Regions from separate parts of the Homo sapiens genome. Here region 2 is linked to region 1. The links are chromatin loops, found by intact Hi-C in ENCODE. Cell type or tissue: PC-3. All regions are shown on one strand. Links, peaks and the distances in the headings refer to the core of each region. The heading gives the core; the rest is flanking DNA. Region 1 has its middle 86 kb from the start of BCAS1-AS1. Region 2 has its middle 140 kb from the start of BCAS1-AS1.

Region 1 (5,380 bases), core at 86-5,085:
AAAATGTCTCTAGATGTTGCCAAATGTCTTCTGGTGGGCAAAATTGCCCCCATTAAGAAGCACTTCTATGAAGCAGGAGTACTTTCCTTTGGGTAGAGATGCTGGGCAAGACAGGGCAGGATGGCTAATGCCTAGAGTCCCAACACTTTGGGAGGCTGAGGCAGGAAGATCTCTTGAGTTCAAGAGTTGGAGACCAGCCTGGGGCAACATAGTGAGACCTTGTGCCTACTAAAAATAAAAAAAAAAAAATAGCCAGGTGTGGTGGTGCATGCCTGTAGATGAGCTACTTGGAAGGCTGAGGCAGGAGGATTGCTTGAGCCCAAGAGATAGAGCCTGTAGTGTGCTGTGATTATACCACTGCACTCCAGCCTGGGCAACAGAGTGAGACCCTGTCTCAAGAAAAAAAGAAAAGAAAAGAAAAAAAGAGAAACCGGGTAGGAAGACAGGCCCACCACCCAAGTCAATGTGTTTTCTGAGCAAAGCAGAAGGAGATGGATCTACAGATGCGATCTGTACTATGAACAATTTCAGTGGCTGCAACGTTGTGCAGTGCTTTAATTTCTCACAAAATAATTTTGGGAGAGGGTTCATAAAAACTGGGAAATACCTGTGAAAATGTGAGATTAATGTAAGTATCGTAGCAGAACCAGAATAAATGAAAGCTCTCTAGTGTCATGATGAAAACTATTAACTATTACTATTAACTATTAACTAAGACTGTGTCTGATTCATTGCTTGTAACACAATCCTTGAAACTGGGTGATTTATAAGAAACAAAATTTACTCCTTACAGTTCTAGAAGCTGGTTGAGGAGAGTCATCTGGTGAGAGGCTTCTTGCTGATGGGGCCTCTGCAGAGCCGCAAGGCTGCACAGGGCATCACATGATCACATGGCACAAAGGCTGAGCATTCTAGCTCAGGTCTCTCTTCCTCTTCTTATAAAGACACCAGTTCCACTCCCATAACAACCCATTAGCCCATTAATCCATGAAAGAATTAATTCATTCATGAGGACAGAGCCCTTGTGACCTAATCACCTCTTAAAGGTCCAACCCCTCAATACTGCCACATCGGCAATTAAGTTTCAACAAGAGTTTTGGAGGTGACGAACACTCAAACCATAGCAGACTGAAATACCAAGTTTTATTTTGGCTCAATATTGTACTAGGTACATGATCATTCTTAAATTATTTAATCTTTGAAATCATTGGTTTCCTCCAGTATAAAAGATGATAAATGATATCAGGCAACCAATTGCTGATGTATGTGAAACTGTGAAGTACTAGGCAAATGGAATATTATTTAAACATACTCTTCAATTAGTTGAATATGAAAGCTACTTTGGTGACTTCTGATTTTTTAGAATCAGAAAATTTCCTCCCTTCCTTTCTTCTTCCCTCCCTCTTCCCTCCCTCCCTCCTTCCCTCTGTCCCTCCCTCCCTCCTTCTTTCTTCCTCCCCATCCTCCTCCCTCTTTGTCTCTTCTTAATTTTTTCTTTCATCTTCTTTTTGGCTTGTTGGTTAATGTAGAGATATAAGTGTTGTAACAAATAAGTTACTATTATTTTCTAGTATGTTCCAAGAAGCAAAAAAAAAAATATTGCTTGCCTGATTTATTACCAGTTTATTCTGTTCCTGCTGTTAAAAAATTAGGGAAAAAAAAGGGAAAGGAAAGAAAAACATTTCCAGTTCGTTGAGCTAACTGGTGGGTGAGAGGCTGAGAAATGATACCATCCTTGCGAAGGCAGATATTATGTCCCAAGAGCACACGATGTGTATGTTCTCAACCTTCTGGCTCTGTTCCACCTTGGTAATAATCCAACCAGTTAATTCCGTGGGACTTAAGCTTCTGGTCTTTGTCTGAACAAATCAGAAATTGCCAGAAAATGTTAGAACAAATTGTAGATCCCAGTTGTAGTGAAGGGTAGAATATATCCCAGAAACAAAACAAATGACTTAATCCATTGTCAGATGTGGGGGCTCTATGATTCATCCCTTAAAAGAGAATTATGGTAGGGCTTACTTCCCAAGTGAAAGAAAGACAATGTGCTCTTCCATCTAATCCGATTGTAGGAAAATTTCGGAATGTCACCTTTTAGAGTAAACATTGCTTGACTCTTAGATTAGGTCTGTAATTTATGGTGCAGGATCTCCTTTAGAGTTTTCAGTAAAGAATGCTGTATTTGTTCCTTTTCTGTTTGCAAAAATAGGCGTTTGGGTGTGACATCCCTTAGGGTGATCATTATCAGTGGATCATTTTACATATTCTTGTGCCAATTCTAAAATAAGCACATATATTTCTCAACCAGTTGAGTATCTCCTAAATGATGCTTTCTTCTCAGTGGGAAGCTTTGGATACTTATGAAAAAAAAAATCAGAGTTCTTTAAGTTGGAGAGTCCACGCTGATATTCATCACAATTTGCATTTGAATAGTACAAACTACAGGAAACCATGGTTGGGGGGGGAGGTGAAATTTTTATTATGTGCTTGGCGAGGAGTCTCTGAGTGTTTATAGTTTGGGAACGGATACTAGCAGAAGGCTTTCTGTTGTTGTTAGGGACGGCTCACATTCCCTTCCCACCCACTCACTGCCATCTACAGCTCAGCTTTGGAGTCAGAATAGCACTTTTCCTACGTTTAGTAGGACTAAGAAAGATTTTTTTTTCTCCCCTTGGCATATTCCTGCAGCTGGATATTAGGGAAGCAAGGAAGCTGTTGAATAGCTTTCTAGCTAACCACATTCATAGTATTCTTTCTCATCTTCCTTCAGAGTTTCTGTTTAGTTTTGTTCTGTTCTAAGGACCTATTTCCTCTCTAATGAAATTTTCGTAGGACCCTGTTGTTTGAATGTTTGTTTCTGGACCCTTTGAGGTTTCTTTACTGGCATTGTTATTTTGATTGGAGAGCCAATTTGCTATCTGTGAACTTTTGCAGATGCGTGAATCGTGAGTGAGATAGAGAGGTGACATATATTTGAGTGTGTGGTATGGGGGAGAGAAAGAGTCACTTTTTGTGCTCTTCCGGGCACGTCTTCAAACACACCATGCTGTCCCCCACACAGTGAGTAGAATTATCCCAACTGTTTTTAAGTTTTAAAGTGCTAACAAACAGAAAAAACAATGAAAATAATTTTCTCTTCAAGGATCTCTGAGAACTCTGGCCACACCTCATTCTTAAAAGCATAATATGTGAGTGACTAGGACAGAATTCTTTCCCTGGATTCCCTTAGAGAATGTCTCACGAAATAACGTCTCATGGCAATGAATCATCGGCTCAGGATCCGACCAGTAAGCCACTGGCCACATTTCTATTTTTAAGAGTCACTAGGAAAAGTTGGAAATAATTTTAGAAAATAAAGAAAATACTCTTTGGCCTTTCTTTCATTTTCTTTTCATTTGGGGAGTAAGTGGAGAATGGGGGAAGAGATCTCATGTCTTTGATTCATGTAAAGCCAAGTTCTGGAAATATAGCAAACGCAGGAGAACTCTTTCTTAAGTGGTAGGAACAGTCCTAATTCCCACAGTTTAGGTTATCTGGTCTATTTCAAGGTTTTGGTGCGTGAGGTTTGGTGTCAACAGCATGATATGATCTGTGGTATACTTAGGGTTCCCAAATATGAATGTAGAAGCATTGAAATAATTTATTTTATTGGATTTGAATTCACTAAATATAGCCCTTGAGTCATGTATAAAATCTCATTGTTCTAATATGAAACAAATGCTGAGTTTATTGTCAAGCCTAATTAACATGTCATGAACATGGGGCACCTGTAAATGATAGAATCTGAGTTAACAACAGCTCTCTGACTGTGTGCACGGGCTGTTTGGAGGGCTTCTTCATGCTCAAAGTTCAACGGCATTTAGAGTTTCAACAGTTCACTGCTTCAATTTTTGTTTACTTTCGTTTCCCCTGGGCAGAACTCTCTAATCTGGGTTTAACTTTTTATACTATACTTGTGAGAGGTGCTCAAATTACCCTACTCCAATAATAGCATACTCTTCATATGGGAAATTTGAAAAGTGCCTCTGCCCACTCTATACAGAATTTCCTGTGCTGTACATTTATCCTGCTGAGACAGGAAACACAATTATTGTTTGGAATTAAGCTAGACCCTTGAGGAACATGAAGTTCTGCTTATGGTTTCCCCACCCCCCTCCATCATCAGACATGGGTGTTGTTTTATCAGAAATAAATAAAAACGGATAATGTAGCTACAAATAGCTACAGGGAAGGAAAAATCTATTTGTAAGATTTTTATTACTTGTGCCTAAATAAGATGGTTCTCTGAACATTTGCTGACTGTTTACAAGAGAAAAATAATTATTCCTGGCTTGTAAGCCTGTCAGGCCATCACAGAAGAAGGTACAAACTATTTCCACATTTTTTAACCCCCTCAGTTTCTCTATGATTATTCGTTGACTATTTTAGCTGGTGACACAATGAAAAAACAGAGTCTAAGCAATTTCTCTAGGAATCAAGATTTATCTGCATTTTTTTTTTTTTTTTTTTTTTGGCCAGAGTGGCGTGATCTTGGCTCACTGCAACCTCCGCCTCCCAGGTTCAAGCGATTCTCGTGCCTCAGCCTCCCAAGTAGCTGGGATTACAGGCATGTGCCACCATGTTCAGCTAGTTTTTGTATTTTCAGTAGAGACGGGGTTTTGCCATATTGGCCAGGCTGGTCTTGAACTCATGATCTCAGGTGATCTGCCCACCTTGGCCTCCCGAAATGCTGGGATTACCGGCATGAGCCACCATGCCCGACCTTGCATCTTTGGATAATCAAATATTACCTCTTCAGAAAAGACTTCCATGGAAGCCCCTTATGAAATACTGCCAGAGCCCTCACCTCCCATATGGCTCCATTTTCTTGTCCTGTTCACTTTCTTCAAAGCATTCATCACTATGAAGTATTATATTAATATATGTATTATTTACTAGCTTATACACCTCTAGGACAGTGCTACCCAACAGAAATATAATGCAAGCCACACAGGAAATTTAAAATTTTCTAGGAGTCATATTAAGAAAGTAAAAAGAGGTCAGGCGTGGTGGCTCACTCCTGTCATCCCAGAACTTTGGGAGGCCAAGGCAGGCAGAGAGCTTGAGCTCAGGAGTTCGAGACCAGCCTGGGGAACATGATGAAACTCCATCTCTACTAAAAATACAAAAATTATACTAGCTGGGCATGATGGTACACACCTGTAGTCCCAGCTACTCAGGAGGCTTATGTGGGAGGATCGCTTGATCTCAGGGAGGTCAAGGCTGCAGTGAGCCGTGATCATACCACTGCACTCCGGCCTGGATGACAGAGTGAGACCTCATTTCAAAAAAAAAAAAGAAGGTAAAAAGAAAATGAATACTATTATATTTATTATAATAG
Region 2 (5,380 bases), core at 100-5,099, 54 kb before region 1:
TTGATACGGAGTCCTGCTCTGTTGCCCAGGCTGGAGTGTGCAATGGCGTGATCTCAGCACACTGCAGCCTCCGCCTCCAGGCTTCAAGTGATTCTCCTGCCTTAGCCTCCCGAGTAGCTGGGACTGCAGGCGACTGCCACCACGCCCGGCTAATTTTTTTGTATTTTTAGTAGAGACGGGGTTTTGCCATGTTGGCCAGGCTGGTCTCTAACTCCTGACCTCAGGTGATCTGCCCGCCTCAGCCTCCCAAAGTCCTGGGATGACAGGCGTGAGCCTCAGCGCTCAGCCTGGTCCTGGTATCTTTCACTTACTCTTCACAATTGTGTGTGACTTCTTTTCTGGTTGCAGGATTGGTTACAACCTCCTCCATTAAGCCTGAATTAATCTTTACTCTCTGATTCCTGGACCATATCCTTGAATGCTTGCATCCTAACATCCAGTAAGACACCTCCGTACTGCCTTTTTCATCCTGGCAAATCACAAACTGATACTTCCAGCACTTTGGGAACAAACTTCTGCTACAGGACACAAATGCATGGCTGCTAGGAAGCTCTTGGTGCCTGAAAACATATGCCAGGACTCAGAGCACAGGTGTGTGTGTGCGTGTGCATGTGTTGGATTGTTATAAATTTATTAATTTATTTTGGGGAGTTTTTGGAAAAGGTAGCAAAACAGCCTCACAGGGAATCACTACTGTTCAGGGAAGTATTAAATAGAAAATGATTGGGCTGGGCGCGGTGGCTCACGCCTGTTATCCCAGCACTCTGGGAGGCCACGGCGGGTGCGAGATCAGGAGTTTGAGACCAGCCTGGCTAACATGGTAAAACCCCTTCTCTACCCAAACTACAAAAATTAGCCAGGCATGGTGTCACACGCCTGTAATCCCAGCTACCCGGGAGGCTGAGGCATGAGAATCACTTGAACTTGGGAGGCGGAGGCTGCAGTGAGCTGAGATTGTACCACTGCCCTTCAGACTGGGTGACAGAGTGAGACTCTGTCTGAAAAAACAACCAAACAAACAAACAAACAAAAAAACGAAAAAAAAAAGAGAATGAGTGAATCTTTATGTATTTTAAAAGGTGTTGGCCAGGTGCAGTGGCTCATGCCTATAATCCCAGCACTTTGGGAGGCCAAGGCGAGCGGATCATGAGGTCAAGAGATCGCGACCATCCTGGCCAACATGGTGAAACCCCATCTCTACTAAAAATACAAAAACTAACTGGACCTGGTGGCGTGCACCTGTTGTCTCAGCTACTCAGGAGGCTGAGGCAGGAGAATTGCTTGAACCTGGGAGGTAGAGGTTGCAGTGAGCCGAGATCACACCATTGTACTCCAGCCTGGCAATAGTGGGAGACTCCGTCTCAAAAAAAAAAAAAAAAAAAGGGAAAGGTGTCAGTCTTGCTGGCTCTGATTCGGATTTCCATTTAGCCTCACAGTTCTTCAGTGAGATCCAAAGTCGGGAGGCATGCTGGTGTAGGGCAGAGGTCAGCCCACAGGTCAATCCAGGTTGCTGCCTAGTTTTGTAACTTAAAGATCATGTTTGAGCTGCATATTTGAGTAGGATTTTGCTATGCAGATGGGGAAGCAAGAACATTCTAAGATGGCCTAGCAAACTCCAGTCTGGGGGCCAAACCTGTCACACTGCCTGTTTTTATAAATAAGATTTTTAATTTGAACACAGCTACACTCATTTATATATTGTCTCTGATTGCTTTTACTCTACAATGGCAGAGACTGGATGGGCTCCAATGACTAAAATATTTACTGTCTGATCCTTTACAGAAAAAAAAAAAAATCCACCCGTGGTGTAAGGCTTAAACATTTAGGCTATGAATCAACAGCCTGTGTTCAAATTCCAGCTCCACCAACTGACTTCTGTGTAACCTTGGTTACACACTTATAAAATGGAAATATGAATTCCTCTGGGTTGATGTGAGAAGTAAATTCAGTAATCCTAGTAAGTGCTTACTCAGTGACAGTTATTATGATTCATCCAAATTAAAGAAGATTTTCAGAGGCTTCCCATAGTCTTAATGCCCTAGATTATAATCATACTAGATGTTCTCTGTCCTTATAAAAATTAAACATCTAAAATATTTGAGGAATTTGGGCAGCCACCTTTCCTGTTCCAGGAATGAAAGGTTCATAAAATACTGGCAGTACATTTTCAGTTATTTGATGTTGATTAATAGAGTCATGGAAACCTAGAAGGTCTCCAGGGGTGTGCCCTGGGACCCTGTCTTTGATCTATCCTGGATATCATTTTGATTCAGGACTAAAGAATTAAGGTTTTCAGATGCAATTTCTAGGAGACAAAATATTGGTATTACAGGATCAAGATTCACAATGGTCTCCATAGCTTCAAATGAAGGATTGGAAGAAATAAGAGAGCATTTACCAGGGATTGATGTGGATTCTGGCATCAATTATTCACTTCTGGGAATGGGGAGACTTGGCCAGACAGCAGTTCCTGGGAAGTAGTTCTGGGGCTTCTCGTTGGCCACAAGTTCAATTTGAGCCAGATGCATACAGCTGCCGACAAGCAAAGAATCTTAGGCTGCATTAATGGAGTCAGGATATGCCTTGTGGGCTCCAAGGACAATAAAGAAAGAAAACAATTTGAATGAGCTAGGCAACCCATGTTTGCAGAATGGAGGTTCGTTATGGAAACAAAGTACAATTTTTAATGAGGATCCTGCCAAAGTTTCATAGGTTGAGGGGGCGGTAGGGGAAGAGGCGAGTTGATGAGTGATCTGGGAACTATGTCATAATGAGGAATGGCTGAAGGATTTAGGGAGTTTCCCAGGAAAAGAGATGACCACAAGGGAAGAAAGCTTTGGGAAACCACTGAAGGTCTTCCGTGTGGAAGAAGGTGCCTTATTATCTCTATTGCTTTTTGGCAAAACTTGGAGAAAATAAATGTGAGGTACTTATCTTTTGCGATATCAGCTCGGCTCAGTGTTTCTTGTATCCCTGCCCTGAGTCCACTGTCTCAGCTAAGGGGAGTCCCTGGAAGCCATATTTGTTCTTCATAACCCTGTTGATAGCTGATCCAACAAGAGATGAATGCCTGCTGGAAACCAAAACAATCGAGTTCTCTACCCCAGGGAACATGGAAGTTGCCTTGAGGACTGTCAGTCGGCCTCTTTGAATAGTTGGATCTGTAAGGTATAAATCTGAGCACAAAGGTAGACATTTTCCACCATGACAATGCACCGACAGAGAAAGTCAATCTACAGTGAAAAGAATGAGGCCAAGATGCAGAGAAGCAGGAATGGAAAAGCAGAAGGCCAGGCCGGGCATGGTGGCTCACACCTGTAATCCCAGCACTTTGGGAGGTTGAGGCGGGCAGATCACCTGAGGTCAGGAGTTTGAGACCAGCCTGGCCAACAGGTTGAAACACCGTCTCTATTAAAAATACAAAAATTAGCCGGATGTGGTGGCGCATGCCTGTAATTCCAGCTACTTGGGAGGCTGAGGCAGGAGAATCGCTTGAATCCGGGAGGCGGAGGTTGCAGTGAGCTGAGATTGCACATTGCACTCCAGCCTGGGTGACAGAGCAAGACTCCATCTCAAAGGAAAAAAAAAAAAAGAAGAAAAACAGAAGGTCTTGCTGGTTGGATTATTTTATTTTGTTCATTTACTTATTTTGTTGTAGATATAGGAACTTTCTATGTTGCTAACGCTGATCTTGAATCCCTGGCCTCCTGCCTCAGCCTCCCAAAACACTGGGATTACAGGCATTCAGCCACCATGCCCAGCCTGGTCAGGTTCTTTTTAGCTTCCCATCTCCTGGTTTCAGTCCTTCCTAAGGCCTAATCACCTTCCTGGACTTGGGCTTCATGAGATATCTTTTTGTTCTTGTTATAAATTCTCCCTTTTTACTTCTGCTAGTTCAACTAGGTTTCTTCATGTACAACCAAAAGTGTCGTAGCTATATCAGAGCACAGTAGAGAGTAGCTCAGTAGATGGAAGACACGGTGAATCTGTTCAGCCGCTTGAGAGAGTTACTTCAAGAAGTTAAGGCTATGGCCGGGCGAGGTGGCTCACGCCTGTAATCCCAGCACTTTGGGAGGCCGAGGCAGGCAAATCACAAGGTCAGGAGTTCGAGATCAGCCTGGCCTATATAGTGAAACCCTGTCTCTACTAAAAATACAAAAATTAGCCAGAAGTGGTGGCAGGCTGAGGCAGGAGAATTGCTTGAACCCGGGAGGCAGAGGTTGCAATGAGCCGAGATGGAGCCACCACTGCACTCCAGCCTGGGTGACAGAGCGAGACTCTGTCTCAGAAAAAAAAACAAAAAACAAAAGAGAAGTAAGGCTATTTCCTGGGAGCACACAGGTGGAAGTGAAATAACCCTAGATAACTGGGAGGCATAATGAAAGCTTGGGCTTGAACTTCAGAAAAACTTGGGATTAATTTTAAGCACCACCACCACTTTCTAGCTGGGACCTTGGACAGTGGTCTTAACTTTTACTGAGCCTTTTTCTTGTGCAAGATGGGGAGAATACGGCATACCTCATAGAATGGTTGAGGATGAAATAAGCTACTCTATTAGTTTCCTATTGCTACTGTAAGAGATTGCCACAAACTTAGTGGCTTAAAACAAATTCAGAGGCCGCCACGGTGGCTCATGCCTGTAATTTCCACACTCTGGGAGGCTGAGGTGGCCAGATTGCTTGAGCCCAGGAGTTCAAGACCAGCCTGGGCAACATGGAAATACCCCGTCTCTAGTTTTTGTATTTTTTTTAATACAAAAAGTTAGCCAGGTGTGCTGGTGCACACCTGTGGTCCCATCTACTTGGGAGCCTGAGGTGGGAGGATCTCTTGAGCCTGGGAAGCAGAGGTTGCAGTAAGCTGAGACTGGTACCACCGCACTCCAGCCTGGATGACAGAGCGAGACTCTGTCTCAAACAAAACAAAAGGAAACAAAACAAAAATTTAGGCCAGGTGCGGTGGCTCACTCCTGTAAATCTCAGCACTTTGGGAGGCTGAGACAGAAGGATCCTAGTCCAGGAGTTTGAGACCAGCCTGGGCAACACAGCCAGACTCCATCTCTACAAAAACGAAAGTTAAAATAATTAGCCAGGGATGGTGGTGCACACCTGTATTCCCAGCTACTCCGGAGGCTGAGGTGGGAGGATTGCTTAAGCCTAGGAGTTAAAGGCTGCAATGAACTATGATCATCACTGCACTCCAGCCTGGGTGACACAGTGAACAGTGAGACTTTGTCTCAAAAAAAATTTTTTTTAAAATTCTTAATTAGGAGGTTATTATTTATTTATTTATTTATCTGAGACTGAGTCTCACTCTCTTACTCACGGTGGAGTACAGTGGTGTGATCTCAGCTCACTGCAACCTCCGCCTCCCAGGTTCAAGT

Evidence for each region. A loop is a pair of places that touch in the nucleus more often than their neighbours do. Peaks named below come from ENCODE experiments on the same cell type or tissue, not always from the same donor. Only the 100,000 strongest peaks of a DNase experiment are listed, where the experiment ranks them.
Region 2: it touches region 1 in a loop (10-fold over the local background); 15 of 110 quality-filtered maps call a loop at or near these places.

What each region holds. Positions count from the first base shown.
Region 1 is chr20:53,826,328-53,831,707 of GRCh38, forward strand. No RefSeq gene overlaps it. Among named protein-coding and RNA genes, the nearest start is that of BCAS1-AS1, 86 kb to the right of the region's middle. RefSeq lists enhancers at 2,397-2,506, 3,773-3,917 and a cis regulatory region at 3,839-3,852. In PC-3, for the core only: a CTCF peak has its summit at 2,643 (motif pointing left); DNase peaks (open chromatin) are centred at 1,894, 2,524, 3,234 and 3,904; H3K4me3 peaks cover 3,196 bases; H3K27ac peaks cover 4,954 bases.
Region 2 is chr20:53,772,067-53,777,446 of GRCh38, forward strand. No RefSeq gene overlaps it. Among named protein-coding and RNA genes, the nearest start is that of BCAS1-AS1, 140 kb to the right of the region's middle. RefSeq lists an enhancer at 2,022-3,221. In PC-3, for the core only: no CTCF peak of the experiment used is centred there; DNase peaks (open chromatin) are centred at 1,945 and 2,775; H3K4me3 peaks cover 1,388 bases; H3K27ac peaks cover 4,721 bases.